Regions from separate parts of the Homo sapiens genome. Here region 2 is linked to region 1. Evidence: read pairs that join two places in POLR2A ChIA-PET (ENCODE). Cell type or tissue: Panc1. All regions are shown on one strand. Links, peaks and the distances in the headings refer to the core of each region. The heading gives the core; the rest is flanking DNA. Region 1 holds the start of CP (ceruloplasmin). Region 2 overlaps HPS3 (HPS3 biogenesis of lysosomal organelles complex 2 subunit 1).

What was found. Peaks named below come from ENCODE experiments on the same cell type or tissue, not always from the same donor. Only the 100,000 strongest peaks of a DNase experiment are listed, where the experiment ranks them.
Region 2: POLR2A ChIA-PET joins it to region 1 with 17 read pairs; 4 of 35 experiments call an interaction of 5 or more read pairs at or near these places.

What each region holds. Positions count from the first base shown.
Region 1 is chr3:149,212,477-149,222,336 of GRCh38, forward strand. It overlaps CP (ceruloplasmin), which reads right to left and starts at 9,353. Exons shown (of 19, transcript NM_000096.4): 1 at 9,171-9,353; 2 at 1-222. The coding sequence starts at 9,316. In Panc1, for the core only: no CTCF peak of the experiment used is centred there; no DNase peak of the experiment used is centred there; H3K4me3 peaks cover 207 bases; H3K27ac peaks cover 7,960 bases.
Region 2 is chr3:149,157,246-149,165,245 of GRCh38, forward strand. It overlaps HPS3 (HPS3 biogenesis of lysosomal organelles complex 2 subunit 1), which reads left to right. Exons shown (of 17, transcript NM_032383.5): 9 at 105-286; 10 at 1,421-1,601; 11 at 2,801-3,034; 12 at 4,903-5,088; 13 at 5,445-5,633; 14 at 6,597-6,704. It also overlaps a transcript of CP not described here. Among named protein-coding and RNA genes, the nearest start is that of HPS3, 32 kb to the left of the region's middle. In Panc1, for the core only: no CTCF peak of the experiment used is centred there; no DNase peak of the experiment used is centred there; H3K27ac peaks cover 1,087 bases.

The DNA.
Region 1 (9,860 bases), core at 868-8,867:
CCATGTGAATGAAAGGTGTAGGGCCTAGAGGCAAGGTTTTTTAAGTGTACATAAACTTTATCTCCAGTTTCAGCTTTGATAATAGGGCCTAAAAACCCAAGCCAGACCGGTTTTTCTATAGTTGTCCTAAAGGTTTCATCTGTGTACTGAAGATAAAGGGCCTTCTTATATAGTCTCCCAATTCTATCTGGGCCATTTTGAAGATAGATATTGGAATGTTCCCTGCAAAGAAAAACAAGACAACTCTATCAGAAGCCATCATTTCTAGGGATGACATTATCATTATAATTTAATAACATTATAATTAGAGAAATTAATGAGCACATCACATTGAATGTTTGCCTGTTGTAGGGATGCCTCCAAAATTGAAGTGGAGGGCTGGTAGTTAGCCCTGTTATTTTAATGATGTGAGGCTTTCCATATCAGGTATATGTCAGAGAACCATCTGCGAAGGCATCATAGAAATGTAGTGCATCTTACTGAAGTATTTTCTCCATGATTTTTATATTAAGACACAGGCATATTATGTAATGGAATAGAATACAAAATTAAGTTGAAATATTAAAATAAAGCAGTTAATTAAGACATTTTTTCACTTCTACCTCTCTTAGCTACTGGAAAAATTTGAGTTTATAATTAATCAATCTGGATATTTGAGACTTCAAAGTATGTGTGTGTATATTTATATATTTTTTTCCTTAAAGTAAGATTAATAAAGCTAAATTAATTCTTTTATATTTCTTTTAACAGCACTAAATCAAAGCTAGAGTTGTTGATGCATGCAATGTGTGTGGTTTTTAAATTACTTTTGAATTTAAATAATCCCTGTGTTTTTTAATCCCTCACTAGTACAGATACTTAACATTGAATGTTTGTATTCTAGTGAATGTCCATTAATAGTTGCTTAAAACTTTCTTTAAAATATCAGTGAGGTAAATAGCAATCTGGAAAAGAAAAGATGGAAAGAAAGTAAATTTGGTTTGAATTAATTTCTTGTGTTATCAACCTTAACTGAAGGCTTATATAGCCCAGTGGGATCTATTCATGGGCAACATCATGTTGCCATTTGGCAGGACCCACTTAGATTCTGGCCTTTGGCAAGCCCCTCCACAACCAAGGCTCTTCCATTTGAATAAAAACTGCTCATCATCATGGGTGTGTGTGTGTGTGTGTGTGTGTGTGTGTGTGTGTGTGTGTTGCCTTCTTTCATCTTATTGATCTTTGATACTTTACCAATTTCTACTCAACATTTGTGGGGCCGAGTAATCTGACTGAGGAATAAGTTTTGTCTTGTTTCCTCAGTTGTAAGCTCACTGGTAAAAGTGAGATATATTTTTCTTTCCCTTCTTTAAGACAAGAGCAGAGCTTGTGTGAGAGCTCTGGACTTTCACTGCTACAGAATTTAAAGATGTGGTTTTTCAAAAGTCTAAGGCCTGATGTTTCTTAAGTCTGAATATGCACAGGAATCTACTGATGAACTTAGTGAAATGCAAACTCCTGGGACACAACTCCATTGATTCTGATTCTGTGGGTCTGGGGCAGGGCCCAGGTATCTGCATTATTAACCAACACACTGGTGTGTTTTGATGAGATAGTCTGCTCTGGGGCCCTGGGTAACCTGTGTTGAAGAGGCTCTAAGGTTGAAGATTAAGAGAGCTGCCCAATCCCAGAAGCAGTGGGATTCCTGATACCATGAGACAGAAAGGTAGAAAACTCGGTTTCCAGGTCATACCTGGAAGTGGCAGGACCTCTGCGGTGGAGGCTATATAGATTAAGCCTGAGTGCTGGGGCCAGGTACCATGGCCACTTGGCAATGGTCCTGGTGGCTGAGTTTGGGCAGAGTGAGCAGGTGTTGAAAATAAGAGTCACCATTCTCTGGATTGATCAAGGAATTTCTATGATGAGCGTTTCCTCCTAGTCACTACCATATACCAATACACTGGGAATACCAATTTTCCTGAATTGTATAAACCCGAATTCCCAAAGAAGATAAAATTATTCACTAAAAAAATGACTGAGATGATGTTTCCCTGTCCATCCCCTGTCCTGGTGGGAGGGCTAAGCTAGAAGTTAGAAAAATAAAGTGTCATTATTTGCAGCCTGTGTGGAGCAGCAAAACTGTGAGTATACCCTCATTTTTTCTATTTGTTTTCACTTTCTAATTGTTTGTTGCCATTTCCCAATTTGTTAAAGCAAAATAGGAAAAGATTGGGAGAGACTTCATGGACACAGGTAGGCATGGGAAAAGGGCAAGACACTGGGGTGAACTCTGTCCCTAAACCCATAGCAAGGAATGCACAGAAAGAGTCTTAATAAATATATGTCTTAACAACAGCAAAATTGTTGCATCAAAGACTACTAAGTTTAAAAGCAGAGAGTCATTCAGTCCATATGACTGAGAGGAGGTCAATAAGAGTGCAATTTCAGTTAGGTACACAACTGCAGCTGCAAAGTCTACAGTACAAAGGTACAATTCCACTCTGGTCCCACCGGAACCCTGGACCAATCAATCTCACAGAGACTTGTCTAAGCCCCAGGGTAAATTTTCTTAAGAGTCTGAACACACTTTTATTTCTGAGAGATTGATTTGATAATATTTGGAGACTTTACTCCATGCTTTACCATGTCCTATTGGTACACATCTTACATAGGCCAAAGTTAAAAGTTAGCCCTCAAATTCTTAAGGCTTCATTTAAATAAAATGTTTCTTTATATTTTCTGAATGTAAATACACTTTGGCATACATCATGTCCTATTTTGATAAACTATAGCAGGCTTTGTCAAAATGATTTTATTGCATTGAAATGCTCCTGTATTAATCATTTCCTAAAATAGGAAGAGCATTGCCATAAACAAATACCTAAGACCAAGACCAAGACCTATATTGCCTAGGCTTTGTAACTAATTTTTCTAGGCAAAGTTTTTTGGGGGGGTTAAAATTGCTTTTAAAATTATTGATCTGAAGGTATAACATATCTAGGCGTTTTAACATCTGAAATTCCTTTTATACACATTGCAATATGCAAACTGCTTTTTGCATCTTGCCTTTTATTGTGAAAAAAACTGTCTTAACCAAACTGGAAAATATTTTACACTGTGTGACACTTTGGGAGAAGTCTATTTGTTTATGCTTTGTCTCCAAATAAACATTAAAAGGTCATTAGGGGCTCTCTATTTAATTTCGACAGCACAGCTTGAGGACAAAGGGCCAGTTACTGGAAGCTTGCAGGAAGTTTGCCAGTTAGATATTCAGCCACAAGAATCTATTATAGCTGTTCTTTCAACCAAATAATTCACATTTAATTGTAGTTCTTCCTGTTGACAACTGTAGTATGTTCCTTTCTACTCATTACTGTAGACATATCTCCCTTCAAGTAATCAATCACATTCTCTCTTTTTAGCCCCTTATTTAAAAAAAGAAAAGCCCGCTCCTATAATTTCTGGTAGTCTTAGACCCAGAAATGAGTTTTTAATAGTAGCATAACTATTTTTTAGTATTGCTTTGGTAAGATATTAATAATGCTATTCCCTCCCATAAATTTAGAATTCACTCAAGTGATCTTGGTTTATGCTTAGACGTGGTTCCCAAAACTTGGGTATTATAGGTGAAAAGTTTCTGGATTTTTGACTTCATTAATTGAGACATATATTTTTTATTGCTGCATAACAAATTATCACAAAGTAGGTTAAAACAACACCCATTTATAATCTCACTATTCTATGGGTCAGAGTCTGGCATGGTGTGGCTGGGTTCACTGCCTCAGGCATCACCAAGCTGAAATCAAGGGGCTGCTGAGCTGAGTACTTATCTGAGGCTCTGTGGAGAAATCTGCCTAGCTCATTTGGGTTATTGCCAGAATTCAGTTCAGTGGGGTCATAGAATTAAAATCCTTGTTTGCTTGCTGGCTATGGGCCGAGAGCCTCTCCCAGTTTCTTAAGGTCACCCGTATGCCCTCCTAGGTGGCCCCTTTCATCTTCAAGTCAGCTTCAGTGTGTGGACTCTTCAGATAATCTCACTGACTAAAACATAAATCATGAGAGTGATGTCTCATCCTGTTCACAGGTTCTGGAGATTTAGGATAGGATTTCTTCTGGGAGCCACTTTGGAAATGCTGCCTACCATAAACAAGAATCATAAGGAAAACAGTCAAAAATTAACTGCTGCAAGAATATGGCAGAGACTCAACCTAGGTATATATAACACAAATTCAAGTGATTTGCCGGTTCTAACCAGCCTTCCTCCACTGGCGCAGCATGAATGCAGTACCTAGTGAATTTTCTTTTGTCTGTGTTCTCAGGAGAAATAGGAACTTGATAATAAATGGAATTTGGTCAGTGTGAAATGTTAGTCACTTAATTAGCTCTTCCATACAAGCTGTCTTGTGTGAAGTGTTTGGAAGTGTACTGCACTAGCTATTGCTTGCTTTTTTTTTTTTTTTTTTGAGATGGAATCTTGCTCTGTCGCCCAGGCTATAATGTAACGGCGTGATCTCGGCTCACTGCAACCTCCACCTCCTGGGTTCAAGCAACTCTCCTGCCTTGGCCTCCTGAGTAGCTGGGACTACAGGCGCACGCCACCACACCTAGCTAATTTTTGTATTTTTAGTAGAGACGGGATTTCACCATGTTGGCCAGGCTGGTCTCAAACTCCTGACCTTGTGATCCACCTGCCTTGGCCTCCCAAAGTGCTGGGATTACAGGTGTGAGCCACCACGCCCAGCCCTATTGCTTGCTATTTTTTATTTGGCAACCTTGGAGAATGAGTCATTTAAAGTAAATTTTCCAGAAAATTTTAGCTAGTAATTGTACCTATTTAAGAATCATTTAAAAATTTAAAAATCATTTTTGAAGGGATGCTATATAACTTGGGAGGCCACTAGGCTGAGACAACATCAGCGCCTTGGGTTCCTACGTAAGCAAACCAAAACCCAATTCAATGTAGTAAACAGTAAAATGAAACTTCGAATCTGTAACTAGAGACTTTACCAATCAGAAGCCGCCAACTAACATCTAACTAGGGAGTCTCCACTTTAACCAGTCTAATATCTATTTCTTAGTCTGAGAATACGTTATAAAAGTTTCCTCCCTGCCCAGAGGAGCATTGACAGAACTGCTTGTGGTCTTAGGGCACCCAATTGCTGTGGCTGAATGCTTGAATAAACTTGTTAAACTTTCAATATGCCCAAGTTTATCTTTTAATAGGGGTAAAATGAATGTCATTAGTGCAAGCTTTTTCTTTAAAAATATTTTATTTGCTTCCCTGTTTTCCTAAACAGCGGATATAATGGAAAAAAAGTAACTTTTTTGATAACAATAGTGAAATGAACACTTATTGAATACTTATTATATCCTGATCACTCAAGATCATAATTATAGTAATTATGATTACCGTAAGGTGGAATGTTCTTTGTTGTCTAGTTTTTTGGTCAGGATTTGAGCTGTTATTTCTTCTTGGTCATTAGGCCTGCTTATAGTGACATCTTCACTGTACCATTTGTTTTGGAAACCTCTAATGGAATGAAAAACCCGGTAATAATGTTTGTAAGAACTGTATGTTAAGAAAGTTGCCAAGCCTGAGTGAGAGCCTATGAAGTCAAGTATAAAAGAGTTTTGTGATGGCCGTTCGTATACTTAAAAAAATTTTCACTTATTTCCAGCTTCCTAGAGGTCATCAGAAAAAAAAGTAATCTGAAGATAAGAGAATTACTATAATTTTTGCTATTATATAGTCAATTAATTCAGTAAATAATTAACTAATGCCTACTATGGACCCAGAACACACTATTGTGTTTACTAATTGTTTTTATATGTATGTCATTTATTTTAATTTGAATATATATAACTTAGGATCAGGAATTATCTCTTATAAAGTCTTTAACTACTTACTGATGTGTTGAAGTGACAGATAAGGCACTGACCCAAGTAAATAGCAGTACTGAGTATAAGGAAATTATTTTCCACTTCACTCTTTTAGAAATAAATATTATTGGCATTAATACCAGAGAAGTAAACTTTATTTTTTTAGTCCCCCCCAAAACCTATACATTTTTCTCTTTTAATATCTGCCAGTGTTTTCAGTTGCACTAACCCTGCATATAATCCCCTCAGGTGACTTTTCTATCTTATTCTGTTACCTGATTTGTTCTATAGCATGAATCTCTCCACATGAGGAGCAAGGAAAAGTTTTTACAATACAGTCTATGATTTTTCCTATCTTCCTATGTATCTTTTATTTACTCATTTAAACTTATTCAGAAATATTTATTTAGTGTCTCCTATATTCTAGGTACTAGTGACCAAGCACTAGTACTTGCATATGCATATACTAGTACTCTCAATGCATATTTTCCTGTTCATCATCCCAGACCTTCAAGATCAACATTCAGCTTAAACTCGATTCTTTACCTAAAATTCATATTACACTCTTTCACATCTTATTCTTCAGCCCATTTATTTCCACTCCTTTTTAGTCATCATACGATAAGAAGTGCCAACCATGTCTTGTGATACTCCATCATCCTTCACTGACTGGGCTAAACATGCTGCAAATCTGGGACAAAGAAGGGACCAAAAGGTTGCTATCTGCACACATCTATGCAAAAAGTTTAGCATAGTATTGGCAAAATTGCTGAAGCTGTATTCAAAATTCACTGGTAAGATATATGGGGGAAAAAAATCACAGAGAAAGCAGTCCCACCTAGAGTTTGCAAAACTGTAGCATATTGTTGAAGCCAGAGGAGATGTTAAAGTCACAGGACAATAACAAAAAGAGAGGTGGACTTTGCAACTAGAAGATGCTCCATTTTTCCTTTTAAGGAGCCTTAAGTATCTCTATTAAGTATACTTTTTAAGTAACTGATATGGTTTGGCTGTGTCCCCACCCAAATCTCACCTTGAATTGTAATAATCCCCACATGTCAAGGGAGGGGGCCAGGTGGAGGTAACTGAATCATGGATGTGGTTTCCCCCATATTGTTCTCATGGTAGTGAATAAGTCTCATGAGATCTGATGGTTTTATAAATGAGAGTTCCCCTGCACAAGCTCTTTCTTGGCTGCTGCCATGTAAGACGTGCCTTTGCTCCTCCTTTGCCTTCTGCCATGATTGTGAGGCCTTCCCAGCCATGTGGAACTGTAAGTTCATTAAACCTCTTTTTCTTTATAAATTACCCAGTCTTGAGTATGTCTTTATTAGCAGTGTAAGAACAGACTAATACAGTAAATTGGTACCTGGAGTGGGGCACTACTGTAAAGGTACCCAAAAATGTGAAAGTGACTTTGGAATTGGGTAGCAGGCAGAGGCTGGAATAGTTTGGAGGGCTCAGAAGAAGATAGCAAGATGTGGGAAAGTTTGGAACTTCCTAGAGACTTGGAGGGCTCAGATGACAGGAAGGTATGGGAAAGTTTGCAATGTAAGACATGCCTTTGCTCCTCCTTTGCCTTCCACCATGATTGTGAGGCCTCCCCAGTCATGTGGAACTGTGAGTCCATTAAACCTCTTTTTCTTTATAAATTACTCAGTCTTGAGTATGTCTCTATTAGCAGCATAAGAAGAGACTAATATAGTCACAATGGGGTAAACAGGCTTATACTCATTGGGTAGCTTCCCTGGCACAGACAGGCCACAGGAGTAATTAAAAACAAAGGAATTTCCTCCGCCCCCATTCACCAAATTCTAAACAAACTCCTTCACTCTTCTACTCCCTGATTTTTAGAATTAAAGATTTTTTTTTGAAGCATATTCAGGGCAATGTCTTGCACTTAGTTTATGCCTGATAAAGCTGATTTGATTTTTGATCACGAACAATGGCAGAGTGGTGGTGAGTGGGGGCATAGAGAAGGATAGTATTTTTATTTTTTTAATGTGTCTGACTTTTTCCTTGGAAATAAAAACCACATATAATTTATATTATATTTAATCAAGAAAATACTGAATCCATGCAAAATAATGTTTCTGGTGAAGCTGTAAAAATATGTCATATTCCTTAGAAGATAATACCACCTTAAAACCAGGTTAAAAAAGAAATAATTACAAGATGTATTAGTTTTATTTACAACCACTTATCTTCAGGTCAGAAACTTTCTTTATTGTATATTATTAAATTCATAATATAATAATTGGATATTAGTATCTGTTATGTATTTATTTTTATGGTGAAAAATTTCAACTTTACATAATGTTAAAGAAAATAGTATATACTCATCAATAAGATTCAATAATTACAAACTTCGGCATCCTTATTTAGCTGTTTTTTAAAGATATAATCTTGGCAGCTGATGGTCATTGGGCTTGTTTGTGTTTTATTACCACTGAAATACATTTTAATGTAGTGAATATTGATTTTGAATTCCAAGTTCCCATTTGGTGGTTAATGTTTAATTAACATCATTAAAAGTGAAGACCTCAGTATAGATAAACTTCTGTACAAAAAACTTCAAGGAGAACTAAACTTTTTGTTTTACTGTGTAGTGAATATTGCTTTCAATAAGGGGATTTTCCAACTGAAAAATGAAGACATTTAAGTTACATGGAGCTTTTTGAGGACCATCCTAATAAGTACCTGACATTTTTTTATGCACATATGTGCCAAGCATTGTACTAAGAGCTTTACATGCACCCGCTCTTTAAATAACCCTATGAGCTATGCTTATTATCCTCATTTTACAAATTAGGACCCTGAAGCTGTGAAAGATTAACCTACTTAACTGTCTGGAGTCTCTCAATAAATATCAGGCAGGATCTTATTTGCTAAAATTGTATTTTATTTCTATAAGTGATGTTTTGAAAGATATAAAAAAATTTTATGCCTATCATGAATAACCATTAAATGGTGCAATAAACATAACATTGTATACAGTAATTGTTTAAATGAAAGAACTTCTGCATAAACACATAAAAAGACAGATTCCTAATCGGAGATGCAGTTACGACCATGGGAGGTAGTAAGATGTGAACACAGATCCCCAGGAACAACAGGAAAGAAGCAGGGTAGTCCACCAAATAAAAAATATACAGGAATATAAAGGAGATTGATTCAAGTGTCTTGGGTTTCAAGCCCACATTTTGCAGTTTCTGTATATAAGAAATTTTAAAAATATTTCATCTTATTGGCTCTATCCTTTAAAAATAACTTAAAATTTTGGTCTATAAACAATAAAAATAGTGACTTACGTGTCAACAGAAATAAGTTTCTTTTCCCCATGGTCAGAGGCATAATCCCAAGTCGTTTCAATAATTCCAATGTAATAATGCTTTTCTTTCGCCCAGGCTGGGGTACTACATAAAAACAGAAAAATACCAAGTATCAAAATCTTCATTTTTTTCCCCTTCTTGGAGCCTGAGAAGAAATGAAGTAAAATCAGGAGCAGGCAATTTTATAAATAAGACTTTCTTCCTTATTTGCTTGATTGACACAATTTAGTGTTGCACAAGAGTAAATTGTTTCATTAAAGCAAATATTTTCCAATTCAGTTAAGTTCTCGTAAACCACCAAAAAAACAGTTCTTGGTTGCCAGGCTTCTCTGACTGAAAATAAAAAGTCAACAGTTATTGTTGGAGGCATTAGGGTGTGCATAACTCTGTGCCTTTTTCCATTCATTGTGTAAATTCCAGGAGGGCAGAGAACGTGTCTAAATGCTCCCTTTGTTCCTCTGACAATATGTCACAGCACAGTGTCCTGCAAACAGTGCACTTTTAGTAAATCAGGATAAGAATTATGTAAAATGAATCAAAACATGTAGCTTTTTACTACAGTCATTCTTAATGACAGGGATACGTTCTGAGAAATGCATTGTTAGGCTATTTTGTCATTGTGTGACTATCACAGAGTGTACTTACACAGACTTATATGATATAGCCTAC
Region 2 (8,000 bases), core at 1-8,000, 56 kb before region 1:
TCCAAATGTTAACTTTACTAACAAAATATATAAATGTTTTTAAGAACTCAGGAACTTTTGAGAGTCTCTCTTCAGCAACATTAGTGTTTGTCTTTTTTGTTTAGGTAGACTATAGCAATACCTATAAGACTGTCAAAACCCAGAGCTGCATTCACCTTCTCAGTGAGGCTCATCTGTTAGTGCGAGCTGCCCTGATGGATGCCAGTCAGCTGGAACCTGGAGAGAAGGCAGAGCTTTTGGAAGCATTTAAGGAAAGCTGTGGGCACCTTGGGGACTGTTACAGCAGGTGGGTGACACCTCTTGGAACCTTGTTACAGAAGTCATCTTGAACTTTGGGTACACTTGTTAGCTTTTCCATCTCTGGTAGTTACCTGATAAATGGGAAGGTGGTTCATTTATTCCCTTCTTCCACAAGCATTTGTTGAGCACATACTCTGTTAGGCACTGTGCTAGGCTTAAACATACAAAAATGAATGTGACCCATTTCCTGCTCTCAAGGAGTCACAGTTTAGAAGATGAGCAGTAAGTCTCAAGTTTGTGATTTTCCCACCATTTAACTTAGGACTTTGACATTTTTCTCAAGCTTTGAAAATCCCTGACATTAAAAACATATATTTTGTTAGTAAAGTTAACACTTGGACATATTAAACCCTAAAAGTAAACAAAGTGGTTGTTTTCCATTCTGACAAGGGCTTAGCTGAAGGACTTTTTTCCCACCATCTATGAGCCAGTTTAATACATACATGATTATAAATACTACCTTGTTAAACAGCTCTAATCATTAGAGAGGTATGACTAGTTTATTGTCTGCTACCTTAAGGGAGAGCTGCCAGTTGGACAGTCTGTGATTTTGATCTCAGTAGTCAGTGCTTTTATGATATCAGAAAGGGACACTGGTATGAATAATGTTTTTATTTTTGAGAGTAATGTTTACAAATTTTTTTGCATATGATTGTTTTCAGACTTACTTGATCCACATGAATGGTTAAAAATTAATAAAACAGACTTTTCCTCCTATAAACACCATTATTTTAGAGTCCGATCATGAATATTAGAATTAACTTAAATTGTTGTTTTTGTTTCTATTATGAGCAGGCAAAAAGAAACTGCATTAATTAGAAGTTTGTAAGATAAAACTTAGGAGTTTGTTTCAGTTACTAATGGCAGTAGAAAAGCATTTTGGAATTTCTATCTTCTGGAAAGCATGATATATTCTGTTATAGAATGTTTTAGATATCCAGGTTTAAAAATTCCAAATTTGACTAGGCATGGTGGCTTACACCTGGAATCCCAGCACTTTGGGAGGCTGAGGTAGGATAATCACTTGAGGTCAGGAGTTTGAAATCAGTCTGGGCAACATAGTGAGACCCCGTCTTTAAAAAAGTGACAAATTTGAGGTTTTTCATTTCCTTCCCTTTAGGCTTGACTCCCAGCATTCTCATCTCACCTTGCCATACTATAAGATGTCTGGTTTGTCTATGGCTGAAGTTCTGGCCCGCACGGACTGGACAGTAGAGGATGGATTACAGAAATACGAGAGAGGATTAATCTTTTACATTAATCATTCACTTTATGAAAACCTGGATGAAGAATTAAATGAAGTGATTATAGTTTTCTGTTTTCTATCTAATATTTTTAACATTTCATTTTAATGGTTTATTTTATGTAGTACTGTTTAGAAGTCAGATTCCAAATATTTTTCTTCTTTGATACTCTTTTTCTAAAAAAGTAATGTGACCTTTTCTTCATTAATGAAGATAGAATTATAGCTTGGAAAAGAACTTATGGATAATCTTCTCATACTTTCTCATTATACAGACAGGGACATGTGGTCTGTTGTAGTCTCAACACCTGCCCAGTGACAGTAGCATGTCCTCAGTAGAGCTACACAGAATGCGGGCCTTGCCTTCCATCTTCTCATCTGCAGTCCTTCCCGCAACCCTAATTGTCCCTTACTCCTTGTGTCCTAAACTTCACTTATAAAACTCTGACCTTAGGCCAGTGACCTAAAGACATTATTAAGGATTATTTTTAGGGCTGGGCACAGTGGCTAGTATCTGTAATTCCAACACTTTGGGAGGTTGAGGTGGGAGGATCACTTGAAGCCAGAAGTTTGAGACCAGCCTAGGCAATATAGCAAGATCCCATCTCTACAGAAAATTAAAAAATTAGCTAGGCTTGGTGGCATACACCTGTAGTTCCAGCTACTCAGGAGGCTGAGGCAGGAGGATCGCTTGAGCCCAGGAGTTTGAGGCTACAGTGAGCCACAATTACACCACTGCATTCCAGGCTGGGCAATACAGAAAAACCCTGTCTTAGAGAGAAAAAAGAAACGATAACCCCTCATGTATTTTATACATAGTTGGATGCAAATATGCCACATTAGAAATTGTGGTATCAAATGTTTTAAGGTTTTGAAATGAAATTTTCTCATACAAATTACTTAATTGGGTATATTTTGAACTAAATAGTAGTTTTTATGATGGATTTTTATTGTCATTCAATCAAATGTTTATTTTCTTCTTCTGAAGTGTTAAAATTAGAAACGCTGGCCATAACCTGGTACATATTTTCATTGCTTTTTCTTCCTTATAATCAGCAAAGATCACTTCAGGTTATCTCAGGCCTCCCATGTATTAGTATCAGTTTTTGTCTTTTTAAAATTAAAACATAATACTATAATTTTATCTTACTTGGAATGTTTGTGTCTTGGCTTTTTGCACATATGTTTTGCTGATTTTGTTGCTTTCTTCTGGCTGACTGACCTTTTATTCCTTTTATTCCTTCGTGCTCACCAAAGGAATTAGCAGCAAAAGTGGTTCAGATGTTTTATGTGGCTGAGCCAAAGCAAGTGCCCCATATTCTCTGTAGTCCTTCTATGAAGAATATTAATCCTTTAACTGCCATGAGCTATCTAAGGAAGCTGGATACTTCTGGGTTTTCATCGATCTTAGTGACATTGACCAAGGCAGCAGTGGCTCTGAAAATGGGAGATCTTGACATGCACAGAAATGAAATGAAAAGCCATTCAGAGGTATGGAGCTCTGCCCGGTGCTAACAGAAGGCTGAAATAGGACCTGGTAATCCTGAAGTGTTTAGCTGTCTTCTGGCTTCTTTCTAGCTTATATATTCTTGGTTGTAATGGAAAACAGACAATATTAGAAACAAAGTGATCCAAATGGGACTTCGGATCTGGCAAATGAAAAATAAATAAGACTGATAAATGACAGCAGTGGATATACAAAGACTTCAACTTAGTGTCAAGTGCGTTCAGAGCACTGAGCTTGGTACTAAAGAACAGGCTCTGCTCCGAGGGGACGATGTGATCTGGCATGAGGGATATGGTGTGTGCACTGGAAAAGCAGAGTAGTATGTATTTAAGAACAGCAAAGGGGATATTAGCCATGAGCTTTAGGAGTCTAGTAGTTGCAGAAATAGCCCCCGCTTGGGAAAATCACAGATTAAGAGGATTGGACATTTGAATGGTATACCAAGAAACACAGGCTTTCCCTTGGAAAAGAGGTCATTTAGGGACACTACCAAAGGTGTTAATCATTTAAGCGAAGAAAATAGGAGGTAGTGTAATTGAACACTTATTATTTACCAGGCCTATTCTAAGCTCCTTGCATATATCATTTAATTCTTAATACTGCTATAGGGTAGGAGTATTATACAAATGAGGAAATTAAGACACAGAGAGGTTAAGTAACTCATCAGGATCACACAGCAGTTAAGTTGTAGAGCCAGAATTGAATCGGGCAGCCTGATTTCAGAATCTGTGCTCCTGCACTGTTTTCTTGCCAGACTGGCCAAAGCCCACAGTATGACTTGGGTTGCTAAAAAAGGAAGAACGTAAGTGCTTTATCACTATACAAATGACATGCTTTGTTATGATGAGGAGAGCAAGTCAACATCGGAATGTCTTCTGTTTTGAAGAGTAGAATTCTAGAAAAATGAATTTTATCTTCATAATTTTGAAAAAACTTAAGATATATTAGTCATCACTTGGTATTTATGGGAGATTGGTTTCAGAACCTTCTACAGTTACCAACATCCACAGAAGCTAAAGTTGCTTATATAAAGTGGCATAGTATTTGCATATAACGTATCTACTTTCTCCAATATACTTCAAATCATCTCTATATTACTTATAATACCTAATATAATGTCAACTGCTATGCACATAGTTGTTAATACTGCATTGTTTAGGGAATAATAATAAAATCTGTACATGTTCAGAACAGAAGCAGTTCCCCCACACCCTTTTTTTTTTTTTTTTTTTTTTTGAGAGCCTCGTTCTGTGGCCCAGGCTGGAGTGCAGTGGCGCAATCTCAGCTTACTGCAACCTCCACCTCCCAGGTTCAAGCGATTCTCCTGCCTCAGCCTCCCAAGTAGCTGGGATTACAGGTGTGTACCACCATGCTTGGCTAATTTTTGTATTTTTAGTAGAGATGGGGTTTTACCATGTTGGCCAGGCTGGTCTCGAACTCCTGACCTCAAGTGATCTGCCCTCCTTGGCCTTCCAAAGTGCTGGGATTACAGGTGTGAGCTACTGCACTCAGCCATCCCGAATATTTTTGATCTGTGGTTGGTTGAATCCATGGGTGTGGAACCCACGAATACAGAAAATTGACTGCATTTTCAAATCAAGTAGACCTAAATATAAAGCTCTCTACAAAAAATAGGACACCTTGATTCTTAGTTAAATGTTAGTAACTTCTGTAAGACAGTCAGTGGTGTCCTTTGGATAAGAACTAGCCTTTATAGTCAAAGAAAAAATTGTGATTAAATTATTAATAGCTTAACCATGCATTGTGAATGCACTAGCATGTTTAGTATTTCTAAAATGGACAATCTAAATACAATGTACCTTTTGTTCCTAAATTTCTTTCTTATCTGAAGATGAAGTTGGTATGTGGCTTCATTCTGGAACCTCGGCTGTTGATTCAACAGAGAAAGGGACAGATTGTTCCAACCGAGCTTGCACTTCACTTGAAGGAAACTCAGCCTGGATTGCTTGTGGCTTCAGTTCTGGGCTTGCAGAAGAACAACAAAATTGGAATTGAAGAAGCAGATTCCTTTTTTAAGGTTTGTCACTTTGAAAATGTGATTTTTCTGGATGGCCTCATTAAATTGGTGGTGGGGAGGGACAGAATAAGAGAAGTGAGTTTTTCATTTGTTTGTTTATTGAAAAAACAGACATACATAATCAGTTTATAAGATAAAAGTACTAATTAAAAGACTATATCTGTAGAAACTTTATTTGTACATCCTAGAATCTGTTTCCTTTTAAAAATGTCTAAATTTGCTTTTGCCATGGCGCTAATGCTAATGGTAAATTATTGATTGCGTGGCCCATGTGATGCTGTGATATTCAGCCCAGCTGTCGCTTTATCAGTGCTATATTTATCTGGAATATAGAGGCTCCTTTTACTGTTTTTAAGGTGCTTTGTGCTAAGGATGAAGATACAATTCCTCAGCTCTTGGTAGACTTTTGGGAAGCTCAGCTAGTGGCATGTCTCCCAGATGTGGTACTTCAGGAACTCTTTTTCAAACTCACATCACAGTACATCTGGAGATTGTCTAAGAGGCAGCCTCCTGACACCACACCATTGCGAACATCGGAGGATCTGGTAAGATAATGGAATAATACCTTAAATTTAACTCATGCATTGCCCATTACAAAAACATACCTTATTTTTAATAACTTATTATAAAATCTAACCTAGTTTTCTATTACCAGGTATCTTATTTATGCAGGAGTTAAAAATACACTTAAAATTTGTCTTTAACTGAAGTGGCCTACATTTTAAATAATTTTGTACTCTAAAGAATGTCCTCTACTTATTAATGTCCCTCACTTAATTGCAGTGGTAGCTCAGTTGCCAAAGCATGGAGAAAGGGACTTCTTCCAGAACATCACCTCATCTGTCCTTCCTCAGCAGAGGATCATTAAGTGGAACATAAGAGAGAAGACATCTGCAGACCTCCTTGGTGGGAGAGGAACTGCAGAAGGCTGTGGGAGGGAGACTGCCTTAGTGGGCCCCCATTTCCTGTCTGTTGCACATACAGGAGCTGTTCTGTGGCACTTGAGGCAGCCAGTAACAACTCTTTCTACCCTTCTTGCTACCGTTCTTGCTCCTAGCCCATTTCTGTCCTAGCTCATTAGCCATGGCTAATGGAGGGTTAAGTGGAGAAGTTACCAGCTTCTTGAATAAGCAGGGCTTCTTGGGGATTGTCTTGAGAATTTATGAAAGATATTTTGCCTTCTAAAGAAAGTAGTATTAATAAAAATTATTTCCAATATTCTTTTTAGGTATAATTGGCTTAAATGCAGTATTGCTCTTTTTGCTAGAAAGTGCCTCTTTGGAGTATTTACATTTTAAAATATAAGGAAATATTTAGTGTAGAAGCAAGCAAGACTGAAATATTTTCCAGGGGAAAAATTCTTAAAAACTTTCCTTCCCATTCCCAGGAAAGTATATACCTAATTCTATGACATGGCAGAGAATTAATGATTGCTTTGCTCTTTGTGGAATGGATAAGCAAGCTTTTGTTGTTATATTTTGTTTATGAGAAATTCTTTTATGTTTTAGATAAATGCCTGTAGTCATTATGGCTTAATTTATCCATGGGTTCACGTCGTAATATCATCTGATTCTTTAGCTGATAAAAATTATACAGAAGATCTTTCAAAATTACAGGTAAGTAAAAATACCTCCTTTTCTTATGAAATTGCATATTACAATATAGTGTAAGATTAAATTTGCTGAGACCCCAGGTGTCCTGTTAATCTAGAATGTAGAATTTTGAGGGACAAAATCCATAGTTAGGCATACTCAGGAGACTTGGAGGGAATGCCTGCCTCTGCCTGAAACTGATGATGGTTGGAACACCTGTGCTGAGCGGCTGGTTTTGTTGTAGGTGGATGAACGAACTTCACCAAGTCTCCTGGCTGATTTCCTCATTTTCAGGATGGGCTTGAAAACACTTTGTGAAATGAAAGTGTGGCAAATGTTTAGTGGTGTTTTTATTGATGTAGTTTGTTTTTGTTAGTGTTGACTTACACATTTTAGGTCTCTAACCCAAGCCAGGCACTGCTATTTCTCTTATAGGAAACAGGTCAAAGTAGTTAGTTTATCCAGCTCCTGAAAAGGATTTTTCAGAAATGAGGGGGATGATTAGAGAATGTGGATCATCCTTTAATAATTCTGACTGCAACAGTGTTTTGGCTGGCAGTGAGAATTAAAGTCCACATTTGACTTGGTGGATCAGGCTGGGCCACATGAGCATATGATTTTATTTAATGTAGTTCAGTGGCCCAAAGAACGAATATAATTCCCACATCTGTTTTCTTTGGTCTTCCCAGTGTAGGTGCTAACATACAAAACTTAAGATTTCCTATTAAGAATTCTGAGTTTCAAGTCACTCTTGAAAAATTTAGCAGCTCCGTTAACCCAAGGCCCTCATTGCTTCTGACCTGAGGGTTGGGGCTGACCCGCAGCCCCTCCTTGGGCAGTGCTCACACTGTCCTCCCGCACAGTTATCATCTTTGTGGCATCCTGACCCAAATGCTGAGTGTCTGTTTTCCTTATCCTAGCTGCCCTCATGCATCTTCATCATTTGATTGGCCTCTTTAGGCTTTTGAATTTGCAATACCTCATTTACACTATGGGAACTACACTATAAGTGTAGTTGTTACTTAGTGTCAAATTGGGAATGGGGCTTAGAGGAGGGAAGCTGAAGAGGCCATATTGCTTAGACTCAGCCTTCAGGTGGGGCTGTGGTGTTCCCAGAGATGGCATTATTTATGTGCTTCTTTAAAAAATAACCAAAGAAGATTCTTCTTGTCTCTTGTCTCTAGTACTATTGTGATACAAAGGCTTCTGAGGGGCTAGCCTCAGATTTTGTTCATTTCACGAATATTGCTTGAGCATGTGCTGTAGATGTATGGGGAGCATTGGACAAGACAGATGGAGCTTTGCCTTCCTAGATCATAC